Linked DNA regions of Homo sapiens: regions 2 and 3 are each linked to region 1. The links are chromatin loops, found by intact Hi-C in ENCODE. Cell type or tissue: ascending aorta. All regions are shown on one strand. Each heading gives the region's core, and the rest is flanking DNA. Links, peaks and the distances in the headings are about the cores only.

Region 1 (8,040 bases), core at 3,041-8,040:
TACTCGAGAAGCTGAGGCAGGAAAATCACTTGAACCTGGGAGGCAGAGGTTGCAGTAAGCTGAGATTGCGCCACTGCACTCCAGCCTGGGTGACAGAGGAGACTCTATCTCAAAAAAAAAAAAAAAAAAAAAAAAAGAGTATGCAAGTTTAGACACAGTATGAAAATGCAGAGGCTGTATAAAATCCTTACGGGCCCAGTGCAGTGGCTTAGGCCTGTAATCTCAGCACTCTGGGAGGAGGAGGCAGGTGGATCACCTGAGGCCAGGAGTTCGAGATCAGCCTGGCAAACATGGTGAAACCCCATCTCTACTAAATATACAAAAAATTAGCTGGGCATGGTGGCGGGTGCCTGTAATCCCAGCTACTCAGGAGGTGAAGGCATGAGAATTGCTTGAACCTGGGAGGCAGAGGTTGAAATAAGCAGAGACTGCAGCACTGCACTCCAGCCTGGGCGACAGAGGAGACTCTGTCTCAAAAAATAATAAAATAAAATAAAATAAAATAAAATCCTTACAAAAAGAATTAGCTTAAGAAAAATTGCAGTTTTAATTCACAATATCATAAAAACATAGGTTGTTACAAAGGATATTTCAGGAAGAATGACCTGAGATACAAAATTGCTGTCAATGAACACAACAGTTAAGTTCTATACATTTAAGAAGTATATGATAGGCCAGGTGCGGTGGCTCACTCCTGTAATCCTAGCACTTTGGGAGGCAGAGGTGGGTGGATCACCTGAGGTCAGGAGTTCGAGACCAGCCTGACCAACATGGTGAAATCCTGTTTCTACTAAAAATTCAAAAATTAGCCAGGTATGGTGGTGCACACCTGTAATCTCAGCTTCTCGGGAGGCTACAACAGGAGAATCACTTGAACCCAGGAGGCAGACGTTGCAGTGAGCCAAGATTGTGCCACTGCACTCTAGCCTGGGCGACAGAGCAAGACTCCATCTCAAAAAAAAAAAAAAAAAAGAAGTATATGATAAGAATACATATATGTGTGATATCTGGAATAACAAGGTTTTGTCCCCTAATATGTCTGCTAGGGCCAATAATCATGAAAGCAACAAAGGGTATAAAGAGAGATCAGAAGTACAGCACCAAAAAAAAAAAAAAACAAGCTCTAATTTTAAACAAGCCATTTTTGTGTTTTTTCTAAAACTTACAAAGATGCAGCATATACACTTTTCCCATTTCTTAGTTTGGGACATTTTTGCCCCTTTTAACATTATTAACATCTTTGTACATATATCCTGAGTACTTTTATTTCTGTAAGACAGATTCCCAATGTGGCATTATGGGGTCAAAGGTCCAAGACTACTCTGCCCAAAGGTTGTAGCAAATTATGATCCCACCAACGACACTTGGGGTCTAGCAGACTTCAGTAAATCTACAAACATTCCAGAAACTGGACACAAAACAAACTGTATACATGAGTATGTATACAGGGACAGGTCTATATCTTCAACAGATTTTTTTTTGAGACACGATCTTGCTCTGTCACCCAGGCTGGAATGCAGTGGCACAAACACAGCTCAGTGCAGCCTCAGCCCCCTGGGCGCAAGAGATCCTCCTGCTCTAGTTTCCCAAGTAGCTGGGATTACAGGTGTGCACCACCATGCCCGGCTAATTTTTAAATTTTTTGTAGAGTTGGGTCTACAAAACAGACTGGTCTCAAACTCCTGGGCCGAAGTGATCCTCCTGTCTTAGCCCCAGAGTGTTGGGATTACAGGAGTGGGCCACTGAGCCCGGTCTCAACAGACGTTTTAAAAAAAAGTCTGAAGCCCAGATAAGGCTGAGAACTAGTACACTATACCTTCTTCTCCTTAAGGCATTGATCACCTTATACGTTCATTCATTCTGCAAACTTTCCACTGCAGGTTCTTTATATCTGGCTTTCTACATATAAGAAGGAATATATGCATAAATAATTATGCTAGGCACTGGGAATATAGAGATGAATGAGATTCAACCCCTATTTGCCAGGGCCTTACAGTATCTGAGGACAGAAAGAGGAGTGGAGATGGAGGTAGACAGGTACAAAAGTATAATAAAACACTCCTGGCAGCTACTAAGGTATGAGGCAAGGAAGAAGACAATGTACTTGGGGAAGAGTGAATGTTTCAGCCTAACTGGATTATAGGATCTAATAGCACCAGTTTCAGGAGATGAGGGTAGCCTGGTGGTCAGGATGGAAGTCAAGGGAGAGGCTTAAAAAAAAAAGCCAATTTCAGTACTACACAGCCTTTCTCTTGTAACTGCATAGCAATATAAGCACATAATTCAGACTTTGTAGACCTTTTTTTTTTTGATGGAATCTCACTCTGTTGCCCAGGCTGAATACAGTGGCAAGATCTCGGCTCACTGTAACCTCTGCCTCCCAACTTCAAGCAATTCTCCCTCCCTCAGCCTCCCAAAGAGCTGGGATGAAAGGCACCTGCCGCCACATCCAGCTAATTTTTGTATTTTTAGCAGAGATGAGGTTTCGCCATGTTAGCCAGGCTGGTCTCGAACTCCTGACCTCAGATGATACGCCTGCCTGGGCATCCCAAAGTGCTGGGATTACAGGCATGAGCCACCACACCTGGCTGATTTCCTAGACTATTATTAATCACAAAGTGTCATCACAATTTCACCCACAGTGAGAGGCACTATAACATGTAGTTTAGGAAGACAGTCTTTGACATCATCTTCTGCAGTAATTTAACCTTAGTCTTTGGTTTCCCTATCTGTAAAATGGAGACAATTATATACATATCCTCTATTTCACATTTACATTCTTTTCAAATAGGTGTGTTAAAATCAGTATGTATGTTTAATTTTGTAGTTTTCTTCTCCCCCCAAAAGCTATCATTAATACATCTCTTATTCAACAGAACCTCAGAAACAAGTAAAATAGGTAATATAACAATACACCTCAATTTTCTTATCAGTAAAATTGAGGTAATAATTCTATCCAGGTCATAGGGTCTTATGAAGATGAACGGAGATAAAGCACATAAAACTCTTAGCAGTATACCTTCCACAAAGGAAATGCTACATACACACACACACACTCACTCACTCACACTCTCTCTGGCATAAAGTGTGCATAGTGACTAGACCAGAAGAGAATTGGTTTGGTTGGAAGGCCTCTTTCATAAAAGGCTCTTTCATAAAAGATGGAAGAATCTTGCTCTGGCCTTGCTGCTAACTGGTATCTTTTCCTTATACCACGGATTTCTGGCAGGATCTATTAGAATTTGGAGCCCCTGGCAGTTCTACTGTTTTAAGGTTGGTTAGATCTGGCTGAGATGCACTTAACAGCCCTTCTATCAGCTTTTCTCTGTAATCTTCCTCCTACCTTGTCTTCTGGCCTACTCTTGCCTGACACTACTGCCTCTTCACAACACTGCAGAGTTATTAATATTTTTTTAAAGCTCAGTCAGATCATGTCACTGTTCTGTTCGAAACCTCCCAGTGGCTTTCTCTTTCTCCCAGATTAAAAGCCTGAGAAAGGAAGAGGCAGGCCCTGACATCTGAGAGCTGGTCTGACACAGCTAGACTTCAGGGTTGTTAGAAGCTGGCCTGATGCTCACAGCTTGGCCCAGTTATTCTTCTGTGGGACATAATCTCACAGAACACCAACATGAGACAAGGTCAGTCAGACTATAAAAAAGGGACACAACAACAAGGCCATTTCAAAATTGTGTCTAAGCAGAGACAAGAGAGCAAGGTCACTGTGCAAGCCATGAAATACCAAACGTCCTTCTCTGCTATTATGAGTGACTGCTGCTTCTTTACTAGGTATAGCTTTATCCTCACTCTAGTCTGTCCATCTTATAGACAATACTTATTCAGATACCTAGTCACAGAAATGTCCCTGCTTTCTGACAGCACCCAATCCAGGGTGAAGCCTGGCTTTCTTGAGCCCTCCCGCAAATCGCCCAAATTCTATAATAGGTTCTCTCACCCTCACCAAGCTGTCCCAATGGTCCTCCACAACACCTGCTTCCTCACTGCAAGAACTATTAATAATGAACTCAACTTGTTTAAGCACAGGTGTGTTCCTGATGGTCTCTGGCTGGAGGGCAGGGACAGGCCAGAGTCCTTACAATTGTCTACAAAGTCCCACAGTGGTTCTTGGACTTCATCACCCATCAGAATCATCTGGAAGAATTGTTAAAAGAGAATTGCTGGTCCCCAACCCCAGAGCCTGTGATTGAATAAAGCTGGGGTTGAGGTCTTAGCATCTGCATTTCTAACAACTCCCAGCACCTGAGGCTGCAGATCTGGGGCTCACACTAGAAGACTCACTTCTCTAAACCACTTGTTCCCCCGTCTTATTTCCCTGACTTAGCCTCCTTGTCTCCACTCCCATCTTACTTCATTCTACTCCAGCCACACTGGCCTCCTTGCTGTGTTGAGCCTCCCTGGGCACATGCCTTAGGCTACTGCTTTGTCTGCACTCGGATTCGTAACACTTACTCCCTCACCCCTCAGTGAGACCTACCCCAATCTCCCTACCCTTTTCAGAATTTATTCTCCACAACACGTAATCAACCTTCTGACATGCTGAATAATTTACTTATTACATTTATTGTTTTGCTCTCTCTCTGCTAATAAAGGAATGACACCCTTAAGACATCAGCTATCTGAGTGTATTTTGTTCACGGCTGTATCCTGAGACCTGGAAAAATAGCTGGCAAGTAGTAGATGCTCAACAAAAACTTTCTGAATGAATGTTCCTTCCAGCTTTTCAGCTTCTTCTCCTGAGTCAGGGCAGCACTCCCTTCAGATCTTCCTATAAATACAATCTCTCTCCTATATGTCCAACCTCTTGACAATTACAATATCCAGCTCCTGGGACTTTTCGCTTCAGTGGCTCAGGCCAGGGATACAGGGCAGGTAAGTCAGCCATGGGCCAAGGAGATCAAACAACGCCAGAAAATTACTGTATCCTGCATCTCTTCTTCACCCACCTTCTCCAGATGACCTTATCCACCCATCTCCCTCCTCTCTTGTTTTCCAACTATTTGTTCACCTGGATTTCTCCTCTCTTTGACCACCAACATTGTTATGGCACCCCTAAAAAAAATAAAAAAAGCAACCACTCTCCCCGTGCTAAGCCACCCTCATGCTGGGGCTGTCCTATCTCCGCTTCTCCGGCAAGGCTCCTCCTGACTTTGTTTTTCCTTTCTACTCCCTGAAATTTTGCTTCTGAAGTTCCATTACCGCCTCCTTCCTAAATTCAACTGCAATTTTCGGTCTTGCTCTTTCCTGATACACTGTGGAATTTAATACATCTGTCTGGAAACTCTTCAAGAACACCGCGTGTTGCCTCTACCTCCTTTAGTGCTTCTACTCCGGTCCTTCCTAGTCTTCTCTTCATAAGTGTCCCCAAGTTTCCTTCCAGGAAGATGGGTCGTGGTTTCCTTGACGCCAATGCGTTTCTGGCCGTGCCCTCGTCACTTGCCCACTCCGGGGTCACGAAGGAGAGGCCCCGGATTCCGGGCGCAGCCGCGGCTGAGCCCGGGGCGTTGAATGCGGGTGGAATTTCCAGTCTGGGAAGGGGCGGGGCCTTGGACCGCCGGGAAGTTTGGTCCTCAGCGGCTTCCGTCCTGCAGCAAGTCCGGAAGAAGGTCCGGGGGCTGGAGTCCTGGGACCTAGCTCGGGACCGGCCTGGAGATGGAGTTCGACTGCGAGGGCCTGAGACGGCTGCTTGGCAAGGTGCGGGCAGTCCGCTGGGCCAGTTTGGGTCCTCAGGGTCTTGCGGGGGGTGCCTCTGCCTTTGGCCAGGTTGCCTCCGTTTTGCGTTTCCCGGCTTGTAGTGGGGCTTGGAGCCGGGGCGGCTGGTCTGAAACCGGCTATGGGGCGCGGCCCCAGGGAGGCTGAGGGGACCTGGATTCTGATTTCTCCCGCAACTCTGAGGTTTCCCAACCTCCACCTGGTGCGAGCCCTCCTCATACCCCCAGCTTCACTGACCTCAAACAGCTCCCAGCACACGCCTAACCACGCCTTTCTCTCTTTCTCTCTGCTGAAATGGTCTGCCTTTTTTTTCTTTTTTCTTGAATTGCAAAGCTCATCCTTTGTAAGACCCAACTCAGTCACTCCCTGTAAGATTGAATCAACCCTTCTGTTTTGAAAGATATCGATTATCACATTGTGGAGTAATTATGTATTTACAAACCGTAATCTTGCTGTGAGCCCCTTTGACTGCAGACATTGTGCTTTTGTATTCCCTTCCTCTAGCCACTATGTTTGACAACACCATAGGTACTAAGTAACTGTGCAGTGAATGAAAGACCTGAGTAGATTTAGAGATGAAGACAGAGCTTGAAGGCCCTGGAGAGATCTTAATGTTGGAAGGCTGGGGAGTAGGCGGGCCGACCTAGAAATCTGACCTATATTTCTGAGACCTGACTAGCCTGAGTTTCCGGTGTACAATCTGAGGGAATCCCCGCCAATTTTCTAGTTAAGAAGACTAGTTTTCACCAGTTTCCTAGTTAAGGTGGTTTTTTGTTTTTTGTGTTTTTTTTTTTGACAGAGTCTTGCTCTGTCCCCCAGGCTGGAGTGCAGTGGTGCGATCTAGGCTCACTGCAACCTCCACCTCCCGGGTTCAAGCCGATTCTCGTGCCTCAGCCTCCCAAGTAGCTGGGACTACAGGCGCGTGCCACCATGCCTGGCTAATTTTTGTATTTTAGTAGAGATGGGTTTTCACCATGTTGGCCAGTCTGGTCTCGAACTCTTGACCTCAAGTGATCCACTCGCCTGAGCCTCCCAAAGTGGTGGAATTACAGGTATGAACCACCGCACCCGGCCTTAAATAATTCTTAATGCTTCTTAAGACTTCCTAATGCAGAAACCATAGTTTATGCCATTTTTGTTATACTTGCCTCTTTCTTTGTTGGGGCAGTTTACATACCCGTGGGAGGTTTTGAAGTCCTAAGATTGAAATTGTTTATGTAAGTGACTTGAATGAATTTATCTACTGCGACAGGTGCAGATCTTGTAGGAAGAGAAGTATCATAATGCTACCCTTTCTGTCTCCTCTTCAGAGCATGTGAAATTAAAAGAACCATTCAAGTTTTAATGTGCAGAGGATGATGGATTGTCCGATGGGAAGAATTGTTCAAGTTAAGATTCAAACATAGAGCATATTTTTGGTGGCACTGGAATGAAGGAAAAGAAGAGAGACAATGGTTTTTTCAAGGGTGAGAGTAGAATAGTAGAGGATTTTTTTTTCCCCATCAGTGCATAGCATAGAGTCTGGCACATAGGTAGCTTATTATTATTATTACTGTTTGTTTTGAGACGGAGTCTCGCTCTGTCACCCAGGTTGAAGTGCAGTGGCGCGATCTCTGCTCACTGCCATCTCCGCCTCCTGGGTTCAAGCGATTCTCCTGCCTTAGCATCCTGAGTAGCTGGGACTACAGGCGCCCACCACCAAGCCCGGCTAATTTTTTTTGTATTTTTAGTAGCGACGAGGTTTCGTCATATTGGCCAGGCTGGGGTAGCTTATTATTAATAAGTATTTGTTGGCTGTATAAATTAAGGAAACCAATCAGAAACAAGTCAGTGCAGCAAATATATGAAGTTTCCTGACCATTCACTGCAGTCTGCAAATAATATTGTTTAATATCTAGAAATAATTTTAGTCTAGGCACAGTTACTCATGCCTGTAGTCCCCGCTACTTGAGAGGCTGAGGCAGGAGAATAGCTTGAGCCCTGGTGTTTGAGTATGCAGAGAGCTATGATTGTGCCACTGCTTGCCAGCCTGGGAGACAGAACGAGACCGTGTCTCTAAAAAGTAGAAATAAATGTAAGGCCAGGCACGGTAGCTCACGTCTGTAATTCCAGCACTTTGGGAGACCGAGGCGGGTAGATCACCTGCGGCCAGGAGTTCGAGATCGGCCTGTCCAACATGGTGAAACCCCATCTCTACTAAAAATACAAAAAAATAAGCCAGGCGTGGTGGCCCGCTCCTGTAATCCCATCTACTCGGGAGGCTGAAGCAGGAGAATCACTTGAACCTGGGAGGTGGAGGTTACAGTGGCCCAA
Region 2 (8,040 bases), core at 3,041-8,040, 130 kb before region 1:
AAACTAACCTCCTGGGTCTGTGTGATTTGCCTCTCCCCTCCACTGCCTTCCTTCCTGTACTTGGGTCTTTGTGCCCCTCCCCAGCATGAGCACAGTGAGCTTGGCCCTTCTGCTCACTGGAGCCCCTTGTGGAGACTGGGAGTATGGAGCGAGTCCAAATTTGTAAAGCCAAACTGGGAACATTCTGCAGGATTCTCACACAGCCTCAGCCCTGGCCCTGACACATGCTCTGGGCCATGGGGAGCCTCAAGGACAGGTGTGGAAGGCTTCCAGGGAAGGCACAGTGGCTGGCAGGTCACCATTTCCAACAGATGTGCCAGAGAAGCCAAGGCTAGGGTAAGGAGACATTCAGGTCACACCCAGGCCCCTCCCTGTTGGCCAAACTCTTATCCCATGTTAGCTCCACAGATCCCAACAGCAGCTGCAGCCCAGTAATTTCCCTTGTAAGGCCTGGGCTCAGAGTAGCTCCTCCCAAGGGGCCCAGGGAATCTGCATGTGGGCTGAGATCCTGAGCCATCCTGGACACTCCTGCTCTATTCTTGTCCCCTGCCCCCCTGGGATGGAGCAAAAGTAGCCATGATGCCACTGCTGGCAGGTGGGGGTCACCCCAGGGCAGAAGGAGGGGTCCAGGGCAAGGGTGCTGACCAACAAGTCCTTACAAGGTGCCAGAACCTTGGGTGGGATCCAGGGTCCAGGCATGCGGGGTGTGCTACAGATGATGAGAAAACAACAGGGTGGGCTGGACACGGTGGCTCACGCCTGTAATCCCAGCACATTGGGAGGCCGAGGGGTGGCAGATCATGAGGTCAGGAGTTCGAGACCAGCCTGACCAACATGGTGAAACCCCATCTCTACTAAAAATACAAAAATTAGCCGGGCGTAGCGGTGCACGCCTGTAATCCCAGATACTCAGGAGGCTGAGGCAGGAGAATCGCTTGAACCTGGGAGGCAGAGGTTGCAGTGAGCCAAGATCGTGCCACTGCATCCAGTCTGGGTGACAGAGACTCCATCTCAAAAAAAAGAAAAGAAAAGAAAACAACAGGTGGCTGAAGCAGCCCAGATGGAAGTCCTTGAGAAGAGGTGGCCATACTCTCCAGTCACCCTCAAGCAGAGACCTCCCCACAACCCCCGGAGGATGGGCCCTCCTACTCTTCTACCCAGATTAGGGAGATTGGGCTGTTGAAGTGGGAAGAGGAAGGAGACCTAACATTTCCCTGTTCTTCCCCAGGGTGGCCTTGTAAAGATACTCAGGCTGTGTATGAACCACACATAGGAGTGCAACATGAATGGGAACCCCTGGATTTGTGTAGCAACGCAGCAGATCCCAGAGGCCCTCCCCAGTTCACCGTGTCCCAGTCCCTGGAAAATACAGACCTGTTGCTTTGCTCCCTGAGCCCTGCTGGACTATGCATGCACCTGTACCTGAGTGTGTGCCTGTGCACACACACTACCCTGAGCCCCTCAGCTCAGAGAGGTCCTACCCAGCAGCAGTGAGAGCCAAAACCTGTACCACAAGGGAACAAAAAAAGTACCCCTGGACTGCCACCCTCAGCCTCCTTCCCGCCTGGCCTTCAGTGTTTCCCCCAGCCTGGATCCAGCTTTGCTTCCCGCCTCCCTTCTCCACCGCCCTCCCCCTCCCCCCACAACCAAGCAGTGTGCCATCTAGCTGAGACAGCTGCAGAGCCTGACTAAGGAATCGCCCCCAGGGGGCCAGACATTTAAGGAACAGATGACACTGGTAGCCTCACTGTTGGGGCAAAGGAAGAAGGAGACGGGCCACCCTACAGTCCAGGCACTAGCTGAGCCTCCAAAGCCGTGGACACAGCATTCGAGTGTTGGGAGGGACTGGTCAGTGCTGAAGGTAAGGCTCCCCTCCTCCCTCAGGAAGGGGACAAAGCTGACCACCTTCTGAGCCCAGAGGGGACTATAGGGTAGAGGGCAGGAATAGGAACAGGGGAGTAGTCTCAGAACCCAAAGGTAGAAGCAGCCCAGGCAGAGATATATTAGGGGGTGGAGAGAGGGAATAGAGTTTAACCCCTAACTACCTGGGTTAAAGAAGGCTTTGGAGCCCTCTGGGACGCCACTGGACTGGAGTCAAAAGCTAGGAGTCTAGTCTGAGTGACCTTGGACAGGTCATTTCTTTCAGACATCAGTTTCCTCATATACGAAATAGGACTTTAAAAACTGCAATGCTGGGCCAGGCGCGGTGGCTCACGCCTGTAATCCTAGCACTTTGGGAGGCTGAGGTGGGCGGATCACGAGGTCAGGTATTCGAGACTAGCCTGGCCAACATAGTGAAACGCCATCTGTACTAAAAATACAAAAAATTAGCCGGGTGTGATGGCGGGTGCCTGTAGTCCCAGCTACTCGGGAGCCTGAGGCAGGAGAATTGCTTGAACCTGGGAGGCAGAGGTTGTCGTGGGCCAAGATCGTGCCACTGCACTCCAGCCTGGGCAACAGAGCAAGACTCTGTCTCAAAAAAACAAAAACAAAAAAACTGCAATGCTGGCCACATGCAGTGGCTCACACCTATAATCCCAGCACTTTGGGAGGCCAAGGCAGGCGGATCAATCGAGGCTAGGAGTTTGAGACCAGCCTGGCCAACAAGATGAAACCCTGTCTCTACTGAAAACACAAAAATTAGCTGGGCATGGTGGCACGTGCCTGTAAACCCAGCTGCTGGGGAGGCTGAGGCAGGAGAATGGCTTGAATTCGAGAGGAGGAGGTTGCAATGAGCCGAGATCACCCAAAAAAAACCGCAATGCTGGTTAAATAAAACATTGAGAAAACATGGTGCTCTGAACAGGAATGAGGAAACGCTATCATCTGGTATGGAAAAAATCTCCAAGACACATTAAATGAAAAAAGAAAGGGTCAGAATAGTGTGTATAATGGGCTACCTTATGTGCTTTTTTAATTAAAAAAAAAAAAGGAAGATGATAAGAACACATGAGTTTTCCTATTTGCATGATGGAGGTCTAGAAGGAGCCTAGAGACTGGCTACCTGTTGCAATGGGGAAGGTTGTAAGATAGACGCAGGAGTGGGAGGGAGCCTGTCCATATGGATTTTTATATTGTTTTATTCTTTAACTATGTGATTGAATTACCAGTTCAAAGAAAAATGTAAGAAAAACTAAACCTTTGCCTTTACCATGTCGCAAACACAAGCAGAATTGTAGTGATGTTTTGTCATCTGTTTTAGCATTCCACCAGTGCCGGGGTCCCCAGGGCCCAGGAATAAGAGACACAGCTTCCTTCTAAAGCCCACTCCAGTATGGCTTAGTCAGGAAGTTCTTTCTTAGGTCTGACTGCATTCCCTCCTGATGAAACATCCAGCACTGCCTCCTTAGTGCCATGTAGCTATCAATAGGTATCCTCAACTCCCTCCAGGCCTTACTTGGTTGGCTGGGTAAGTCTAAGCCCTATAACCTCTCCCTCTGAGACCCTGGAATAGTTTGGAGTTACTCAGTGAGAGGACAGGCCTATTGGGTCTGGTAACTAACCAGGAAAAGGAAGCTAGGAAATGAAGAAAAGAGAGCTCGACTGCTCTCCTGGCCCTCTCCTGTGTGCTTCCATCTCCTCTTATGTCTGAACACACACATAACATCTCTGAATCTCCCTCCTACTCCCTGTCTTGTCCTTCATGGCCTCATCCTCTTCCCCAGTCTCACAGGTGAGTGCCCACGCCTGCTGTCACCATGACAACCATTCACAGCCGGCAGATGCTGCAGGAGCACGTGTCCATGGAGTTCTCCAGCTCCACCACCCACGTGCAGACCTTCTCCCAGACAACCAAGATCGTGGGAGGCAAGTGGAATGGGGGCAGGGAAGGGATCGGGAAGGGCAGCTATTCTTCCTCCACACCCATCCCTTGGGTGGCCCCAGTTTTGCCACTAATGGGCCCCTCTGGAGCCCACAATACCAACAGCAACCCCCACCCAACGTGTGCTTCTAATCTTGGCTTTGTTAAAGCTTCAGCCAGCTGGATGTTCAACACAGATCAGATCTCCAGGAAAACAGCTTAGAAAAGATCAATCATGTGGATGTGTGTGAATGATTGATAAACTCTTAATTGCTGAAGGAGATCAGAGCCATAGGTGAACAGATTCTATCTCCAAAGGTAGAATTTCAGGCATAGGGGAAATTAGGAAGGTAGCCACCTTATCTACATATCAGTAATGCTGACCCTGCTCCACTTAAGAAATAGGAGACTTGGGGCTACCAGTGGAGAAAGAAGGTGAACACATAAACAAGAAGGTGACCTTACCTTCCAGGCTTTTAGCCCTCTGGGGCCAGACTTGGAAGAGGGCAGATCCAAGGGAAAGCTGAGAAATGGTCTCAGAGCTGAACAGAGTGTTTTAGTCACGTCTCTAGTGGAAAGAGATTAAAAGATGGCCGGGGGCCAAGACATTGGATACCCCTTCTCACAGTCATTGCCCCTCCCTCAAAGCCTCAAAGGGATAGAGTCCCTCAAAGTCCTCCGTGCACAGAGGTCAAGGCCAGATAAACACTCTATACCAACCAACACCTCCTGGCCAGTGAGGCAGAGCAAGTGGAACAGCTGGGACTCAAGGCCTATGGTCTAGACCAGAAGTTCCAAACTCAAGTGATTTACAGCAGTGATTCTCTGCTGTGGCCGCACATCAGAGTCACCTTAGTGCAGGGGGTGTGAGGAGGGCAAAAATATGGCAGTACCTGAGTCTCACCCCAGACCATTCAATCAGGTATTTCTTATAAAGTTCTCCATGGATTATATATGTGCAGCCAAAGCTGTAGACCACTGACCAACAGGGCCCAGGCAGGGAACATAAATGTGGGGAAAAGACTGGGGTAAACTAGAGACTGTATATCCCATCTAAAGGGGCAGCCACTATTCACCTCCCACTGACTGTTGCCATATGGGAATACAGGTTCAGTGTTGAGAATCCAGAAATCTGAATTTTTATGTGAAATCTTTCTCTTTCAGATGTAGGGCTACTTTTTTGTTTAAACATTGTGGAGGTCACATAAAAGACATCTGCAGGCCAGGTGTCCACTGCACTCTGCCTGTTTGAGACCTCTTGTTAGTATTTAAAAGCAGGCCATGAGAGCTTCTTAACACACTTTTCCCCCTCTGTCAGATTAGTGGGATAATAAAGGCACCTACTTCAGTGGGATGCTGTGAAGATGGAATAAAATCATCTCTGATATGTGCCTAGCACAGTTCCTGACTCAAGGAAAGTGTTCCATGATTCAGAGCAATTGTTGTGAATTGATAACTCACCAGCCAAGAAGATTGTCTGTAGTTTTATACTGCAAAAACAGTTTTTTTTGTTTTCCAAATATAAAATTATATTTCCACATTGAAGATGTGCTTTCAGATAAGGATATTCCCATATATAGCTCCACTGGAGTGGGACTGTGTCGTGTCCTGTCCCTCACTCAAGAATCACTACTCCCAAGGCAATGAATGCTGAACCCACAGAATGGCAGGGAGAAAATCTAGAGCAGAGCTCAGCCAAGCTGCAGACCTCCCAGGCAGAAGCAGGCCTAGCCCCTCTTAATGCTACTGGGGGACCAGGACTTCCAGGAGAGAAGCCTAAGAGACCAAGAAAATTCCAAAAGAGAAGCCTCCTTTAAAAAAAAAAATTAGGACTCAGGGCTGTGGCCCCATAAAGGTAATGGACCACTGAGGTGTGGGAAAGGAGTTCGCCTCCCCTAGTGGTTGAAACTTGCCATAACACAATGGCCCATCGACTCACCCTGCTTTCTCCCCATGTAGCTGGTCCTGCTCCCACTTCCCTAAATGCTCTTTGTTCCCATGCTCCACCGTCCTCTCAAGAAAGCTCTGTCCTCCCATCGCGAGCTGGGCTTCTACCTGGAGCCCATTCTGACCTCTCGCCTGCCCCCACAGAGGAGGTCGTGAGGAGGAAGTCCTCGAGCATAGTGGAGTTCTTCAGCTTAGTGACCCGGAGCTCAAACATCCCTGCGGGCGACAGCGTCCCTGAGTTCGTGGAGAAGCCTCAACCGGTCACCGCGCCCGAGGGTGTGTTGCTGCCTGTGGCTCACCGGGCTCCAGTGCTTCGCTTTCTAATCGAGTGCCCCCACCCTCCGTCCTACCCCAACGACCTCCAATGCTAAACCCTGGCAGAGCCTGGCCGAGGGTTCCTCCCCTGCCCGGGGCCAGGCCCAGGTGTCTGGGAGGAGGCAGAGAGCCGGCAGAGGGTGGCAGAGGCTCTAGCCTGGTGGCTAAGAGGCGAAAACGCGTCCTGTGCTCATCGCAGGGGACAAAGCCGTGTTCCGAGCCCGGGTGCAGGGGAACGCCAAACCCCACATCTCCTGGAAGAGGGAGAGCGGCATCCCCATCAAGGAGTCCGCCAAGATATTCTACGACAGCATTAACAAGGAACACGTGCTGAAGGTGCGGGGGCCAAGCCCAAGTCCAGTTACCGAGAAGGCCAGAGGCAGGGACCCCCAGGGCGGGCCGCCAGTCTTCTCACCGATGAGAGCCTTAACGGCGGCCCGAGAGCCGGGCAGTGGGAAAAGCAGCTGTCATTGCCCGAGAGGCGCGGCAGGATAAGAGAGGCCGAGTCAGGAACCGGGATATTGCCGGAATGAGCAGAGGACCCAAAGTACCCCCGGGGCAGAGCAGAGCAGGGGCAGAGCCAGAACGTGGCGGGGCGGGACGCAATGGAAGCGAAGGGGCGTGTCCACAAGGCGAGTGAGCCAAAAGGAACGCGGGACCAAGACGGTGGGCGTAGCCATGGAGGGCGGGACCATTGTGGGTGGCGAGGTGCCGGAGGGACTCGCCGTAGAGTAGGGGTGAGGGTCAGGGGCTCCGGGCTCTTCAGCTGAACCCTCCCCAAGGACCGACCATCCTTAGGTCTAACCAGCTTCTGGATCACTTTCTGAGAGCTGGGCCTACCCAGCTGTAACCCCTGGCTCCAGGCCCTTCGAGGAAAGGGAGGGATGGATCACGGGGAGATCTAGGCCTATAATTACTTATGATCCTATAATCACTCGGGTCCTGACCCGATTTCCCGTTGTGAAAGGCAAAGAGCCTCCTTTTTTCCCCACAGACAGAAGTAGTCTGCTCCCAAAGACCCATCATCACTGGACCCTAAGCCCCCCACAGCACACACGAGCTGCCCCAGTCCCCCTGATGGCCACCTCTTACACAAGCTCATTCATTCAGCAGACACTTTCTGAGAGCCTTGGCTTCTGAGAGCCTAGCAGGCTTCTGCAAGCACCATGCAGACGGGCATCAAGTCAGCCTTACTCACCACTGTTCCTTCTGGGGCTCAGCCCAGTGTCTGGTACAGAGGAGTAAATTGTATTAAATGAAGTCTCAGCCAGATGATGCCAGAAACTGCAGATAGAGTTACAAGGCAGGGGAAGCCCTGCCTTCTGGGAGCTCACAGCCAAGGGGGAGAGTCCGATGGAGAAGCAGACAGTTTTATTGCTATGGAATCAGGCTACAAACATGCATACTCACACTGACTGCTAGCTGGTACCTCCAAATCATACAGGCTGCTCAATCCTCCACACATATACCCAACAGTCAGTTCCTATTGTCCCCTAAAAAAAAAAAAGGCCTCCTACCTTATCTGACAGAAAGTCTCCCTGTGGTTCCTTTTCCTTCCCCCACTAATGGCCGGACTTTGATCCAGCTGGAGCCACTGACTTCGGATGACTCTGACAACTATAAGTGCATTGCAAGCAATGACCATGCAGATGCCATCTATACCGTATCTCTGCTGGTAACAGAAGGTGAGTTGGCCCCTTCCTCTTGGCCTTTCTTCTTAGGGACCAGACTCCCCCTGTCTGAACCTGTCCCTCTGTCTATCCTCAGGTCAAGAGAAAATGGACTTCAAAAAGATGCTGAAGAAGAGGTGAGGCTGGCAGGTCCTTCTGCCCAAGATATTGTCTCCTCATCCAGGCCAAAGCCTCTCAAAGGCCTCTCAACAAGGCCCTGAGTTCCAAGAATCCATGGAGTAGGGAGGGGTTTCTCAAGGTTGGAGAGGCATTGTGTACAAGCTTAGTCCCTTCCTCCTTCTCCTA
Region 3 (5,000 bases), core at 1-5,000, 270 kb after region 1:
GAAACCATGATACTGACTTGCTTCATTTTTCCCCGTTAGTGTTCTTGCTGTCTTCTCTCAGAAAGTAATATATTTGATTGAAAATAAAATGGTATAAATGAGTATATCTCACAAAGACCAAGAGAAAACTGTCTCTTCATCTTCTGAAGGTTTGCTAAAAATCAGCTACTAAAAATAAGATTAATAGGAGAAAAGGCATATAAAATCTTATTTTCTTTTCTTTCTTTTTTTTTTCTTCTTTTGAAACAGGTTGTCTCTGTTGCTCAGGCCTAAGTGCAATGGGGAGATCCTAGCTCACTGTAACCTCAAACTCCTGGGTTCAAGTAATTCTCTTGCCTCATCCTCCTGAGCAGCTGGGACTAAACATACTCGATACCATGCCAGGCTAATTTTTAAAGTTTTTGTAGAGATGGGGTCTTGCTATGTTGCCCAGGCTGGAGTACAGTGGTGAGACCATAGCTCATGATAACATCGAACTCCTGGCCTCAAGCAATCATGTGCCTTGGCCTTTGGCTTCCCTAAAGCACTGGGATAACAGGAGGGAGCCACCATGCCTGGCTGTGTGTACCCTCTTTCATAGGGAAGTGGGGATATGGAGAATGTAGATGATTGTTTTGAGTGGCAATAAATCATTATGGAGAATGAATAGACCTAGCAAGTGGGAGGCAGACATGGGAAGGTGAGGGATGGAGCTGCATAGGAACAATCTGACTTATGCAGGTAAAATCCCCCAGATAAACTCTTGGAGCTACCTTCAGAAGAATAAATGAAAAGTCTATCTGGGCATGATGATGACTCCCGGTCTGTTGATTTTTCCTGGTTATTTGATGAGATCCTTAGGGAAAGGGTTTAGGACAATTGCATTTCTTTTGGAAGGAAGCTTTCTTTTTCTTTCTTTCTTTCTTTCTATTTTTTTTTTTTTAAGATAGAGTTTCACTCCCTTGCCTAGGCTGGAGTGCAGTGGCACGATCTTGGCTTACTGCAACCTCCACTTCCTGGGTTCAAGTGAGTCTTGTGCCTCAGCCTCCAGAGTAGCTGGGATTACAGGCACCTGCCACCACGCCCGGCTAATTTTTGTGTTTTTCGTAGAGACAGAGTTTCACCATGTTGGCCAGGCTCGTCCCAAACTCCTAGCCTCAGACAATCCTCTTGCCTCCTCCCAAAGTGCTGGGATTACAGGCATGAGCCATTGAGCCTGGCCCACTTTGGAAAGAAGCTTTCTTGGTCAGATAAGGAAATTCCTCTGGAGAGAGTCCCACTCTGTGCTTGGTGGAGAGGTGGAAACGAGACAAGGTTAAAGGGACTTTGGTTTTGAGGCAGCTTCTAAGAACTGTCAGCATGTCAAAGCTCCCTATTTTGGGGTATTGGTTGCTGAGCCCCAATAACCCCTTTACATTTTGAATAACATGTAGTTATACTAAGGTCATTCCAAAACAGGGAGTCTGGTGTAACCCTCGTTTTAGGGAGAAAAGCAAAAGTTAGTTAGCTCTGGGCAGAATGTCGACCTAAGAGGAAGAAGCTAAGAGGAAGAAGCTGCCCTGGCTTGGTGGCTCATGCCTGTAATCCCAGCAATTTAGGAGGCAGAAGTGGGAGGATTGGTTGAGCTCAGGAGTTTGAGACCGCTTGGGAAATATGGCAAAACCCCATCTTTACAAAAAATACAAAAATCAGCTGGACGTGGTGGTGGGTATCTGTGGTCCCAGCTACTCAGAAGGCTGAGTTGGGAGCATTGCTTGAGCCAGGGAGGTTGAGGCTACAGTGAGCTGTGATAGCTCCACTGCATTCCAGCCTGGGTGACACAGCAAGACCCTATCTCAAAAGGAATAAAAAAACCCAGAAAACAAAACAGACAAAGGCGAAAATAATATAAGCAGACAGTTTATTAGGGCCAAGCTTGAGGATTACAACCTGGGAACATAGATAAAAGTTGCTTTAAATATACACTTTGATTAGCAGCAGTTACAAGTGGATTATTTATTTATTTATTTATTTATTTATTTATTTTTGAGATGTAGTCTTGCTCTGTTGCCCAGGATGGAGTACAGTGGCACCATCTCAGCTCTCTGCAAACTCTGCCTCCCGGGTTCAAGTGATTCTCATGCCTCAGCCACCAGAGAGGCTAGGATTACAGGTGTGTACCATCATGCCTGGCTAATTTTTGAATTTTTAGTGGAGACGGGGTTTTGCCATGTTGGCCAGGCTTGTCTTGAACACCTGGCCTCAAGTAATCCGCCCGCCTCGGCCTCCCAAAGTGCTGGGTGGATTATTTTTTGAGACGGCTGGTCGGGGGAGGGGGGATGCGGTCTTACTATGTTGCCCAAGCTGGAGTGCAGTGGCTATTCACAGGCATCATAGCTGAGTCATAGCACACTGCAGTGCACTGTAGCCTTGAACTGGCGTCAGGCAGTCTTCTTGCCTCAGCCTCTCAAGTAGCTGGGACTACAGGCATGTACCACACCACATGGCCTGCCTAATTTTTATATATTTTTTAGAGATAGGGTTTCATTATGTTGCTGTAGCTGGTCTCAAACTCCTGGGCTCAGTGAGTCCTTCTGCCTTGGCCTCCCAAAGTGCTGGAATTACAGGCATGAGCCACCGCACCCGGCCTTTTTTTTTTTTTTTGAGACGGAGTCTAGCTCTGTCACCAGGCTGGAGTTCAGTGGCGCAATCTTGGCTCACTGCAACCTCCACTTCCTGGGTTCAAGTGATTCTACTGCCTCAGCCTCCCAAGTAGCTGGGATTACAGGCACGCACTGCCACACCCAGCTAATTTTTGTATTTTTAGTAGAGACGGGGTTTCACTTTATTGGCCAGGATGGTCTCGATCTCCTAACCTCGTGATCCGCCCACCTTGGCCTCCCAAAGTGTTGGGATTACAGGCGTGAGCCACTGCGCCTGGCCTGGATTTCTTAAAAATAAAAATGTTTAAATTAGGGCTGGAGTCTTATTCTGTTGCCCAGGCTGGTCTCGACATCCTGACCTCCCAAAATGTTGGGATTATAGGCATGAGCCACCTTGTCCAGCCCAAGTGGATTTTTAAAGGAAAAGAAGAGGCAGATTCTGAGTTGTTTAGCAAAAACTCATATTAAAATAACAAAAACTATTGATTGGCTATACATTGTTCTTTGTATCACAGATTTCAGTGACATGAAGGTAACAGGTGAGACAGCTAGTCAGTGACAAAATTACTTTAAACAATTGCCCCCAGGCGTGGGTGCAGAGAGTGGGTGCATGACTGATATCTCATATTCATTTCTGTCTGGGCCTGCATACTTCACATAGCTCAGACTGCCCTGAGCTATTTTTTTTTTTCCCTCAATAAGTATGTGTTTTGATTGTCCTTGGAATTCAAAGAACTATGTACTTCCTTCAATCTCTGAGTTATTTTGATTAAACTCAGGAATGATGTGGTAAAAAACAAAGTTTCATAACCAGTACCAAAGTAATTTCATTTTTATACTTTTGCTACTGCCCTAAAGGAGATACTAGCATCTGAGGAAAGGGAAAATAGGAAGTGATAGACAGTAATATGAGTAACAATTTTGAGGCTTGATATCAGTTAGACATTTTTTCAGCTGCAAATTACAGTATGGTGTAACATATTAATAGGAGCTTACGTGGTAAAGATGTTTATAATCTCATAGGAGGTTAGTGTTCTGGGTTTAGTGTAGTGGCCCAATGATATAACTGGCTCCCATTTTTCCTGTTCTACCATTGCACATATGTTAGCTTTTAGCTGCTTTTGCAATATGTGTCCTGTCTCCAGTCTTACTGTTCTCATTAACATCTCAAGAAAGTGGGGGCAAAGGGCAAAGGCTTTCTACAGGCTCTGCCTTTCATCTTTCATCAAGGCCTCAGCAGCCTTGGTCTTATTAGCTAGAATTGAGTTACATGACAACCCTTGGCAACTAGGGAACTGGGAAGGTGAATATTTAGGTTTTCCAACTTCTATGGTGAAAAGCAACAAAATTGAAGAAGATTGGGAATGTCTCTTAGTCAATCAACTAATAACTTTTACCACGGGGTATTGGGCACGGCATGACCACTGCATTCTCTGATGGAGTCTCACCTACCCTAAGACTTGTGGATGTTTTGTGGTGTTTGTACAGATTAGAAATGATTTAAATGAACGAATATTTAACCTGGTTGCTTTATCTTCTGGTAACTTCCTTGGTCTTCCATTGTTGTAGTCAGCATTGGAATGACCTAGCCAAATTACACAAAATATGAAGTCTTAACAGCCAGCGTTTGCCAAGGGAAAATTACTCATACAATGGAGCCTATTCAGCCTTTGTGAGATTCATTTAGAAGTTTAAAAACAAAATGTTCTTTCTTCAGTATTTTTTACTATTCTAGAACTAGAGAATAAGTGTCATATTGTGTCCATATGGGCAGAGGGTAAAGTGAGGGAAGGAGCCTGATGCATAAATCCTCAGTATTTATTTTCAGTGGATAGTCTATTTGGTTAAGTAGCTGTGATTATCTCACACTTCTCTTCACATGTTTTTAGTGCACGAGCATAGCTGTGTCTCGGAAATGGTTGGCTTTGGGCAGTTCAGGAGGAGGACTCCATCTCATTCAGAAAGAAGGCTGGAAGCACAGGCTTTTTCTTTCACACAGGGTAAGATTAAGGGCAGCTCTGTCATACACCATTTGGAGTCTCTTTCATAAATGCAAATTTCTCCAATATAAATAATCATTTGGAATAAAAGAATGTAGAACTTGGCTTGGTGCGGTGTCTCACGCCTGTAATCCCAGCATTTTGGGAGGCCAAGGCGGATGGATTACCTGAGGTCAGGAGTTGGAGACCAGCCTGGCCAACATGGTGAAACCCCGTCTCCACTAAAAACACAAAAATTAGCTGGGCGTGGTGGTGAGTGCCTGTAATCCCAGCTACTTGGGAGGCGGAGGCAGGAGAATCGCTTGAACCCAGGAAGTGGAGGTTGCAGTGAGCCGAGATCGCACCATTGCTCCCCAGCCTGGGCAACAGAGCGAGACTC

What was found. Hi-C counts contacts between places; a loop is a spot of excess contacts. Peaks named below come from ENCODE experiments on the same cell type or tissue, not always from the same donor. Only the 100,000 strongest peaks of a DNase experiment are listed, where the experiment ranks them.
Region 2: a loop joins it to region 1, with 5 times the contacts of the local background. A loop is called at or near these places in 23 of 110 quality-filtered maps.
Region 3: it touches region 1 in a loop (2.6-fold over the local background); 5 of 110 quality-filtered maps call a loop at or near these places.

Annotation. Positions count from the first base shown.
Region 1 is chr11:18,586,282-18,594,321 of GRCh38, reverse strand. UEVLD (UEV and lactate/malate dehyrogenase domains) reads left to right here and starts at 5,588. Exons shown (of 12, transcript NM_001040697.4): 1 at 5,588-5,709. The coding sequence starts at 5,668. LOC112268073 (a long non-coding RNA gene) reads left to right here. Exons shown (of 4, transcript XR_002957242.2): 3 at 3,481-3,786; 4 at 4,042-4,229. RefSeq lists enhancers at 5,471-5,520, 5,426-5,720, 5,781-5,840, 5,881-6,030, 6,431-6,540. In ascending aorta, for the core only: no CTCF peak of the experiment used is centred there; a DNase peak (open chromatin) is centred at 5,551; H3K4me3 peaks cover 2,544 bases; H3K27ac peaks cover 1,610 bases.
Region 2 is chr11:18,719,895-18,727,934 of GRCh38, reverse strand. IGSF22 (immunoglobulin superfamily member 22) reads left to right here and starts at 1,747. Exons shown (of 23, transcript NM_173588.4): 1 at 1,747-1,861; 2 at 3,666-3,807; 3 at 5,894-6,025; 4 at 6,264-6,400; 5 at 7,650-7,749; 6 at 7,832-7,871. The coding sequence starts at 3,699. All of the region lies in intron 2 of IGSF22-AS1 (IGSF22 antisense RNA 1), which reads right to left. It overlaps PTPN5 (protein tyrosine phosphatase non-receptor type 5), which reads left to right. Exons shown (of 15, transcript NM_006906.2): 15 at 1-7. RefSeq lists an enhancer at 6,115-6,304. In ascending aorta, for the core only: a CTCF peak has its summit at 5,703; DNase peaks (open chromatin) are centred at 5,744, 6,174, 6,684 and 7,043; H3K4me3 peaks cover 1,967 bases; H3K27ac peaks cover 1,910 bases.
Region 3 is chr11:18,311,535-18,316,534 of GRCh38, reverse strand. It overlaps HPS5 (HPS5 biogenesis of lysosomal organelles complex 2 subunit 2), which reads left to right. Exons shown (of 23, transcript NM_181507.2): 3 at 4,511-4,621. Among named protein-coding and RNA genes, the nearest start is that of HPS5, 8.1 kb to the left of the region's middle. In ascending aorta, for the core only: no CTCF peak of the experiment used is centred there; a DNase peak (open chromatin) is centred at 2,283; H3K4me3 peaks cover 1,693 bases; H3K27ac peaks cover 4,593 bases.